Linked DNA regions of Homo sapiens: region 2 is linked to region 1. A link is a loop called in an ENCODE intact Hi-C map of the cell type or tissue named here. Cell type or tissue: endothelial cell of umbilical vein. All regions are shown on one strand.

What was found. Peaks named below come from ENCODE experiments on the same cell type or tissue, not always from the same donor. Only the 100,000 strongest peaks of a DNase experiment are listed, where the experiment ranks them.
Region 2: a loop joins it to region 1, with 5 times the contacts of the local background. A loop is called at or near these places in 9 of 110 quality-filtered maps.

What each region holds. Positions count from the first base shown.
Region 1 is chr3:159,882,884-159,887,883 of GRCh38, forward strand. IQCJ-SCHIP1 (IQCJ-SCHIP1 readthrough) reads left to right here. Exons shown (of 10, transcript NM_001414413.1): 6 at 3,324-3,441; 7 at 4,825-5,000. It overlaps SCHIP1 (schwannomin interacting protein 1), which reads left to right. Exons shown (of 8, transcript NM_014575.4): 4 at 3,324-3,441; 5 at 4,825-5,000. Among named protein-coding and RNA genes, the nearest start is that of IL12A, 100 kb to the right of the region's middle. In endothelial cell of umbilical vein, a CTCF peak has its summit at 2,107 (motif pointing right); DNase peaks (open chromatin) are centred at 78, 668 and 2,098; H3K27ac peaks cover 2,058 bases.
Region 2 is chr3:159,764,255-159,769,254 of GRCh38, forward strand. The region is part of intron 4 of IQCJ-SCHIP1 (IQCJ-SCHIP1 readthrough); the gene reads left to right. SCHIP1 (schwannomin interacting protein 1) reads left to right here. Exons shown (of 8, transcript NM_014575.4): 2 at 189-884. IQCJ-SCHIP1-AS1 (IQCJ-SCHIP1 readthrough antisense RNA 1) reads right to left here and starts at 4,358. Exons shown (of 3, transcript NR_121669.1): 1 at 4,320-4,358; 2 at 4,050-4,245; 3 at 1,128-1,489. RefSeq lists an enhancer at 1-415. In endothelial cell of umbilical vein, a CTCF peak has its summit at 2,517; DNase peaks (open chromatin) are centred at 1,137, 1,497 and 2,497; H3K4me3 peaks cover 2,168 bases; H3K27ac peaks cover 2,489 bases.

The DNA of each region.
Region 1 (5,000 bases):
TGCTCCTGGCCAGTAGGCACTGTCACACTGAGGCCACTCCTGCTCACACTGAGATGTCCAGAAGACATACTTAGTCTTTATCTCTCCATGTTTCCGGGCATTCTCCGTCAAGGACACTTTCTTTCCAGACCCCTGGTGCTCCCTGCCAGTAGCTCCGGGCAGCAGCGTTGTTTTTAATTGCCTTGTGGTGTGTAAGGGAGAAGAGCTTTCTGGGATAACCAAGACAGACCTTTCAGAAATGAAATCGACAGGCAAGGCTGACTTCCAGCAGCCTTTGTACAGTGCTCTGCTAAATGCCACTTGAAACATCAAGTAACCTTGAATTGGATACCTTGAAATTATATCTCTAATTAACAAGATGAGGATCGTGTTCTGTTTTCACCTCAGACTGTGCTTGAGAGATCTAGGTAAATTAGGCACCCTGCAGCCTGAATTTTGCAAGACTGGTTATGAGGGCAGCCAGATGCACTGCAGTGTGAGGGACAGAGGCCCGGGGAACTGTGGTTTTCAGATGTGAGCCTCAAGAACAGCCATGTCTCCCAGGGTGGGCAGGGTCCTGGAACAGGGGTTATCTGTTCTTCCACCCTGGGCACAGAGGCCTTCAGCAGCACCAGGTGGCCCCACTCATCCATTCAGGCTGCTTGGGAGCTGTGGTTGAGTTTCACCGAGAGCTGACTTCATCTTAAAACCCGCTTAAAGGCTAAAAGCAAACAAATCCTTCTTGAAACCTGAGCTCGTTTTAAGATGTCTTTACTAAAATCCCCTCTGAACCATTAGCTGTTATGTCATATAATTTCCTTTTCCTGAGAGTAACATTCTTGGTGATTACCACTATAAGGAATTATGTCTCACCCTATAAGAAGCTCTCTTCAGTTTCCTATGGGGATAATGTGGTACTAAGGCGATTTTCTGAATTTCTACCTGCGGCGTTTTTTGATTTTACGCAGACTACTAAATCTCCCCCAACTTTTTTTTTTCTTTCCTTTCCTGAGTTAGACTATATGGGATGTTTAAGTCTGGGTTAATCCTTCAAAAAGAAGTCAGCGTGGCCGCAGAACAACAGAATTTATGATCAGACTTTCTTCTGAGTGAAAATACATATATCTGGACATTGTAAACTTTATTTTGCTTTGTGTTTTGTATTGCGGGTTATTTTACATTTTTATAATCTGTGTATCCAGTAGCCAGACCCTTCTTCTCAAGACTTTATTCAATAAATAGAAAATGCTACATAATCCTAGATTCAAATTAGGGTTTGTCTTTAAAATGTGTCTGTTTTTAATTTGCTAACAGCTTTTTTCCCACCATCTTCCAATCCATAGAACTTGAGTATTATTATTAAAAGGGGGTTGATTTTATTTTTTTAGACCGACAGACATTAAAATTTCTAAACCTGCATGGAATCAAAGGGTAACCTGAACATATTAGATTTCTCCAGGAAAAAAATATATATGTGTGTCTGTGTCTGTGTGTGTGTGTGTGTGTGTGTGTGTGTGTGTGTGTGTGTTTATGTATGTATGTATATCCAATGGATAAAAGTAAAAAGGTGGCAAATCCCAGCTCAGTAGAAGAACAAACTGCCTAATAGACCATGTGTTGTCTCAGAGAGTTGATTCTACATCAGGGATTATTGTGACAGGACAAGCAGTATTAGAGTAAGTGACTTTAGAGAGTCATTTCACCTCTAAAATTCTGTTCCTTTTGTTTAGACTTTCAGTAAATAGAGAATGGAGAGCAACTCACATGTACAGGTCACTTGCCCTGCACTAAGCTCTGAATGAACTATTTTAATCCTTCCTGCATAACACTGGGTTTGCTACTATTCAACCCATTTTATCGATGAGGAAAACTGAGGGTCATAGAGCTTTTGTAATGTGCCTGGAGAAAGAAGTAAGGATTCAGAACCTAAGTTCAGCTCACTCCAAGCATCTTCAGATGATCAGAGTGGGGTGTGTTGCTTTCTAACCCCTAGTTCTGGGCCTGGCTCCCCCTTGCCTGTGCCATGAGGGTAGGGAGCAAATAGAGCTGGGCAGATTGAGGGAATGGCTGCATTTTCTTACAGGGGTTGTAAGCTGGGATTTTCAGTAATTACAGAATTTAACAATAGGTGGCAGTGCATACCCATAACAATTATGGTTCCCGTGTTAAATCAGATTTTCTTTTTCTGGGTTCTGTGTTGTTTTCAATAAAAGAATCACTTTAAATGAGTGATCTGATCAATTTCTACAAAGCATTCCTACCATTGGAATTGAAAAGTCAAATCTCAGGTAAGTTGTTCTTGGCATTTCTTCCTATGGCAGTAATAATGCCAGAGAAATTCAGCATCCTCTGCCCTAAACCTGGCTTAGGTCAGCTTCCTTGGGATCTTTTCTTGCGTAGGAACCTCCTTTTGCCTTTTCTTTCCCTAAGCTTACACAGAGACTGGGGCTACTAGAGATGCTAGGAAAACTACTTCTTTAAAAATGCTTTATCACCAAACAGTATTGAAATGTGTTCAACTTCAAAAGAAGGTTAGAACAAAAAGTTGGCTGTGCAGCCTGGCCTGCGAGTGGCAGCTACACGGCCAGGTTACCCTTTGTGACTGTGCTTCCAAAAACATCAGCCCTGGAGCTTCAGGATTCACCACACATATAATGGCTTCCCAAAGGTCTCTGTCCCTGAGGTTCTGTGTGCAGGAGGTGGTCTGCAGAACCTTGCTGTGTTCTAAGGCTGCACCTTACTGCCTGGGTTTGGGGCTTCCTTACATTTTTTTAAGTGTGAACCTGTGGTGTTTTCCTTCCTTAATGATATAAATGAGCTCCCTTGGTTGGCTTTTGGCAACTGCCTTAAAGATTTCCTTCAGATGACCCTATTCTGTCTATTTGGGAGAAAAGGAGTCTTTCTTCAGAGAGCTGTGGCCTTGGGATGCTGGCTCCAGTGAGAGAGTCTTTGATTGTCCCCCTGGGACGGGTTCTCTAGATGACACCACGCAGCCTTATTTGCCCGAGGACCCCATTCATCTTGATTGACAGGACTGTAAACTCAAAGACTCAACACATTTTTATTGTGCACCAACTATCTGTTTGGTATTGTGCTGGGTGCTCTAACATGGGGCCTTAAATTATTTTTCACTTACCATGAAACTGGCGAGGAAAAAACTCACAGAACATTGGAAAATCCTCTACTAAGAGTTATTTATATGTGGAGAGTAATATTGGTTGCTCATTTCTCCATGTGAAGAACACATAAGACTACTTTCTGTTAGCAAAATCAGACAGTTCTATTGGCTGAAGCCAAATAACAAACAGCTAAGTAGAACTAGTGTCCTGTTTGTTTCTGCCCAGACTGCAGAGTGGGATGAACTTGCAGATATGCTTTGTCAACGACAGTGGCAGTGATAAGGACAGTGATGCTGATGACAGTAAGACTGAAACCAGCTTGGACACCCCCTTGTCTCCCATGGTGAGTCCAAACAGCACCAGCTGAAGCTCGGTGTTGTGATTTCCGGGCCATTTAGCTTCTTTTCTGTTGTAAGGTGAATCAGGAACAAACATTTCAGAGATTAAAGAAGAAAAGTTTCTTGGAATTGCATGCTCCTAAAATTTGACAATGATTAAAAAGTCAAAGTTGTAATAAAATAGAGATATATAAGCTTTCTTAAAGTTAATAACTATTTTCATATTAAACCATTAGAGAAATCACCAGCCTGGGCAACATGGCAAAACCCTGTCTCTATAAAAAAATACAAACATTAGCTGATCATGGTGCCTATAGTCCCAGCTACTCAGGAGGCTGAGGCGGGAGGATCAGCTGAGCCCAGGAGTTCAAGGCTGCAGTGAGCTATGATGACACCTCTGCACTCCAGCCGGGGCAACATAGTGAGACCCTGTCTCTAACGAGAGAGAGTGTATTAGTTCATTTTCATGTTGCCGATAAAGACATATCCAAGACTGGGCAATTTACAAAAGAAAGAGGTTTAATGGACTTACAGTTCCACATGGCTAATGAGGCCTTGCAATCATGGCGGAAGGCAAGGAGGAGCAAGTCACGTCTTACATTTTTAAAACCATCATATCTGGTGAGACTCATTCACTATCACAAGAACAGTACAGGAAAGACCCACCCCCATAATTCAATTACCTCCCACTGGGTTCCTGCCACGACACATGGGAATTGTGGGAGTTACAATTCAGGATGAGATTTGGGTGGGTACACAGCCAAACCATATCAGAGAGAGAGAGAGAAATTAGATATGCTCTAAAAATTATAAAGAGAAAATAAGCTAAATCCAGTTCTTCCCTATTGGGCTTAGAAATATTAGCTCATGTCTTTCCTTCCCATTACAGAAGTTGGCTGAATAATCATGGGTGCCTGTTGCTGGAATTCTTTCCTCTCTGTGAGGTCTGTCTATAGCCTTTTTTACCAAAGACCAACAAAGAGGAAACTGTTGTCGTTGAGTGCAGTGCGACATCAGAACATCACTGGATACATGAGATCCTGTCCACGCAAAGAACCTACGTAGGGCCTTGGCTTCGAGTCAATATTTTGTTATGTCTGTTCACTTCAGGAAAGTTTTGAGGCCAAGAATCAAAGACATATTTCAAGGTTGTTGTAAATATATTTCCCATTATTAACTATACTGCTCTCTCTGTTTATGCTAAAATCTATTTTAAACTAGACCCTTTTTCTGTTACTTGAGATTTATCAACTCAAGTAGCAAGTCACATTGAGGGAGGGAACTCTGAGCTGCTCTGAGAGAAGGCTCAGAGGATGTTGTAGCCCATCTCTAAGTGGATGCTAGCTGGCATGCATGGAAGGCTCAGGCTGCTCTTTTTCCCTTTGCAGAGCAAACAGAGTTCTTCCTATTCTGATAGAGACACTACTGAAGAGGAGTCTGAATCCTTGGATGACATGGACTTCCTTACAAGGCAAAAGAAATTGCAAGCTGAAGCCAAAATGGCCCTTGCCATGGCCAAACCAATGGCCAAAATGCAAGTAGAAGTGGAGAAACAGAACAGGAA
Region 2 (5,000 bases), 120 kb before region 1:
GAGAGGAAAGGCGGGCAGGAGGGAAGCCTCAGGCTGGTGCTGGCTCCCGCCCCCAGGCCTCCTTGGGGGACGCACCTCTGACCCAGCGGGCGCAGGGTGCGGGGCACTGAGCCGGGGCATTTGGGGCGGGTGGCGGGAGGCTGGAGCAGGCTTGGCCCAGCAGCTCACTCTCTACCTCCTCCCCCTAGGATTACCGAGAGGATGGGATGGATCTAGGCAGTGACGCCGGCAGCAGCAGCAGCAGCAGCCGCGCCAGTTCACAGTCCAACTCCACCAAAGTGACCCCTTGCTCCGAGTGCAAATCTTCATCGTCGCCGGGGGGCAGCCTGGACTTGGTGTCTGCCCTGGAGGACTATGAGGAGCCCTTCCCGGTCTACCAGAAGAAGGTGATTGATGAGTGGGCGCCGGAGGAGGACGGGGAGGAGGAGGAAGAGGAGGACGAGCGCGACCAGCGAGGGTACCGGGATGACCGCTCTCCGGCCCGGGAACCGGGGGACGTAAGCGCCAGGACCCGCAGCGGCGGCGGCGGGGGCAGGAGCGCCACCACCGCCATGCCGCCCCCGGTGCCCAACGGCAACCTCCACCAGCACGACCCCCAGGACCTCAGGCACAATGGCAACGTGGTGGTGGCTGGCCGGCCGAGCTGTTCCCGGGGCCCCCGCCGGGCGATCCAAAAGCCCCAGCCGGCTGGGGGCCGGCGCAGTGGCCGCGGCCCGGCGGCTGGGGGGCTCTGCCTTCAGCCCCCAGACGGCGGGACGTGCGTCCCCGAAGAGCCCCCGGTGCCACCTATGGATTGGGAGGCGCTGGAGAAGCATCTGGCCGGGCTGCAGTTCCGGGAGCAGGAGGTACGGAACCAGGGCCAGGCGAGGACCAACTCCACCTCCGTAAGTTGGCCGGGGTGCGTGCCCACGCGCGCACACACGCGTACACACCCCGCGCACAGCCCGCACGCCCCCTCCCTGCGCTCCCGCCCGCCCGCGGCCCCATTCATTCTTCCTCGAGGGTGGGGGCCAGGCCAGAGAGCCTGCCGTCTGCTCCCCTGGGGATAAGGTTGCTCGGTCTGTGAGCTGTCTGGGTTTGCAGGATGGGCGGAGAGGAAGGAGGAGCAGCCAGAGGGCAGCGGAAAGTCGGGTTAGTGGAACCGGCGACTCATTTTAATGGAATTACTTATGGAGACCAGGTTGTGAGTCACTTGCCTGAAAATAAATCCGGGGAGATTCTGGCACCAAAAGTCAGTGCCTGCGGGGGATATTTCAAATCGTAATAGTTGTGGCTTTGTCAATCGTGGTGGCTCTCCTCTCGTTGCCACTAATGTCTCATCCATATATAGGCTTGTTCCTATGCACACGCACACATTCGCCTGCCCACACCACCGGTCTGGCAGCGGGGTTCGTTCCGTCTTGTGTTAAGCAGATGCTCCTGTATTTGAATGGGTTGATTTTCCTCCTCTAAGACTTTCTTCCTTTATGAAACCCGAGTTATTGTTGACCTGGGGGAACGGGGTAAATGGACCTGTCAGGATAAGGGAGGGGTTCTTCCCTCGGTCGCCTGACTCACTCCCTCTGCTGTGAATCCCTCCTTGTTTTGATAACGGAGCCACTTACAGTTTCTTCCCGGAGGCTACTGCCTCAATTCAGGAAAGCCAGACAGGGAGGGGTGCTGGAGTGGAAAAGAGGGAGGGAGGAGAGGAGGGCTGCATCTATAATAAGAAGCACTGGCAGGTTCACACTTGTCTCAACATCTTTTTTGCCCCTGAGAGAAGAGCAGATAAATGACTTAAAAGAAAACCATCATGAAGGTAGCTCCCCTGTTTAGCACTGCTTTGAGATAAAGCAACAGTTGTAATTTGAAATCATTAATGATGACCCTAATTAGGGCTGAAGGGCGTAGTTGAAAGGAGCTGCTTTCTGTGTGTGGCAGCTGTGTGGCAGGTGGGAAAATGCTTGCCTTGCGGGTGTAATTTTTGCGACACCAGGACCCCGGGGCTCCTGAAAATTGGGTGCATGCACTTCTGACTTCAGGGGTGAGGATGGTAACTGTGTTTCACAGAGAAATTGCCATGGTTCTATCAGAGAGCGCCCTTGGCTGACAGAGCCTGCTGGTTAGTTTCCCTTGGGAAACTACTTAATAAATTAGCATACTCATTTTAATTCCAGCTGTTTAGGAGTTTACCATGGCCATTAACAGACGTGGAATCTTTCCATTACAGTCAATACTATCTCTTATACCTTGCAATAGAAAATATCCTTTTCCCACTTTGTGCTTGAGAAAAATACCTCATTAATACCTGGGCTTGAACAATGAGTGGGAAATAAGCAGGAGGTTAGTTTGCTATTGCGTGACATTTATACATTCCAGGAAAATTTAGTACTTGGGTATACATGCAAAGTTAGGGTTTGATGGTGACAATGAGCTCCATTATTCAAAAGTTGTGGAACAAATTGTTTTTGAGCACCCATGTATGTGCTGTGTGCCAGGGATGGTTCTGAGTGCTGTAGTTACACATCAGTCCACATGGGGCTGAAATTCTGGTGAGGGAAGGGTAGGGATACAGACTGCCTTCCCTCCAGGAACTTAAAATTTGATGGCTTACCTAGCACCACCTCATACCCCCACCCCCAACGCATCTTCTGGTTATTGTGAAGACTATGAATCTTTCCTTCTTGGGCAGTCTTTGAAACCAATGGTGTATCCTCACCTAGTGAACAGTTTGCATATTTGCATATTTGGGTTTCTTTCCTTCACTTCCAGCTTTCCTGGAAATGCCCCTTCTGGTCATTTCCTCTACAAGTTACACAGAGAAATTTAGATTTCATTGTGTCAAAGCAAGGATGTATACAGAAAAAAGGGAGAAGGAGGTAGCATTTGAGGTTAATGGTGGATTTTTTCATGTTTTGGTTTGTGTTTGAACAAAATTACTAGTCAGTGTTGGTTTAGAATACTGTTTTTCAAACAGTAAGTTTCCCATGAAATCACCTTAGCATTTAAAAAAATGAAATAAAATAGAATGTATGATAGTGTATTGCAGGGAGTCATAGTAAAGTTGGTAATTTTTAAAACTTTAGTTTTATATGTATGGTGGGTTGCAACATAAAGTTTACTTCTCACTATGGGTCGCTGTTATAAAAGATTGAAAAGCACTGATTTAAATCCTGTTTAGTGCTGCCTGGAGTACGTAAGGGAATTTATGACCATGAGGACAGAAACCGGAGAAGAACAAAGGAGCCGTGTGGAAGAGAAGGCCTGCCTTGAAGGAACTGTTCAAATCCAATGATATTTTACTCCTCTTTAAAATGTCTTGTATGAATATATTTAAGTGGCATTAATACACACCACTAGGAATGGGGTATACAATGAAAAGGGGATAGCTTCTCTTCACCAAGTAAGCCTATTCCTACTTCAGGGCTTTTGCCCTTCTGTAACCTCTGCTTGGAAGCAAGTGTCTGGTTCCTTCTCATCATTCCAGACTCAGTTCAACTCTCACCAGCTCAGAGAAGCTGTCCCCCACCACCCTTCCTAAAGTAAAGTAACAGCACTGCACCCCAACTCCAGCACTCCTGGTGTATTGTTTTCTTAGTGCTTGTCACTATCTGACATTATCTTATTTAGTCCTCTATTTTTGGTCCCTCTGAAATGTAGGCGGGAGTTCTTGCCTGTTTTTTAACTCTATAACCTATTGCCTGGAACATGCCTGGGATGGAGTAGGTTCTCAAATATTGAATGAATGAATGAATGAATGTTTATGACAACAACACAACCCATACCTAATCCAACTCCCATTTTACAGTTGAGAAAATTGAAGCCCAGAGAGGTTAAGTGATTTGCCTCAGACCCAGTGAGAAACTTATGAACAGGGTTTTGTTCTTTCTTGTGACACCAGACTAGTTCCCCGCCCCCTTTTTTAATGCTTAAAATAATTTGAAATAAAAGGAAAGGAAGGAGCTCCCACCTCCCTGAAACTTAAAGGGTTTCCTATTGACAAGTCTCTTATTGCACTTCCTTAGAATTAAGGACATAAGTAAACTGGGAAATCATCAAAACCCCCTTACTTATGAGTCTTCTTTTGTAGACAGGGTTTTGTATTGTTTTGTTTCAATGACATACTATTGGGTTCTGCAGAGCAGGGTAGTGACAGAATCCATGTCTCCTCACTCCACATCCAGTGCTCTTTCCTTCCTCTTAGTTGTGGTGATGCACGCAGAAGGATGACTGAGGTCTCAAAAATGGGATGACAATCAGCTATCCCTAATTCAGATAAGATTGAGAGGCAAATTTAAAAATGCACAATGTTTAGGTGGGATTTAAAACCTAGCACTGACCTTCACTTTGCGATGGGTTTAGAAAACTAATCTCTCTCTTGGTATCTGTGGAGGATGATGAGCTTGGATGCTGTCAGGAACTATCTTTGGTGTCACAGCATGGAAGGGCCTGGGGAGTCCTGATGGAAACACTCTAGTGACTGGATCCTTGCTCCATCTCAGAGCTGGGGGCTCAAGACAGACCTCCAGCACCTGGTCCAGCCCTCCACTGTGATGTCATCACCTGGGACAGCCATATCCCCAGTAGTTCGCATTGTGCCTGGCACAAATAAATGCTTGAAACATGCAGAGAGGGTGAGGGGCTCTACCCAAAAACCAGAACTACTCCCAGAAGTGCCCCTTCCATGGGCAGCCCCTGCTCATCTGGTGTCAGTGTGCTTCTCACAGTCCTGCCCTGGGCTTGTATTCCGTCTTGTGCGTGAACACTCTTAATAAATTCAAGGGCCATAGATGGAGTAAAGAAAGGTTCTGGGGTTGGTGCCTTTGATGTCAGATTAGGAGTCCTGCTTGCAGAAGTTCATGTTTCTCTTAAATTCTTATCTTCTTGCCTACTCTAACTCTGGTGCACAGGACTGGACAGTTTTCCCTCTTATGAGAGCGGGCCACAAACAGTCGGCTTTCTCTCTTCTGCTTCTCCAGGACCTTAGTGCATCACTGTAGCCCTCTTGCTCCTGTTCAAAA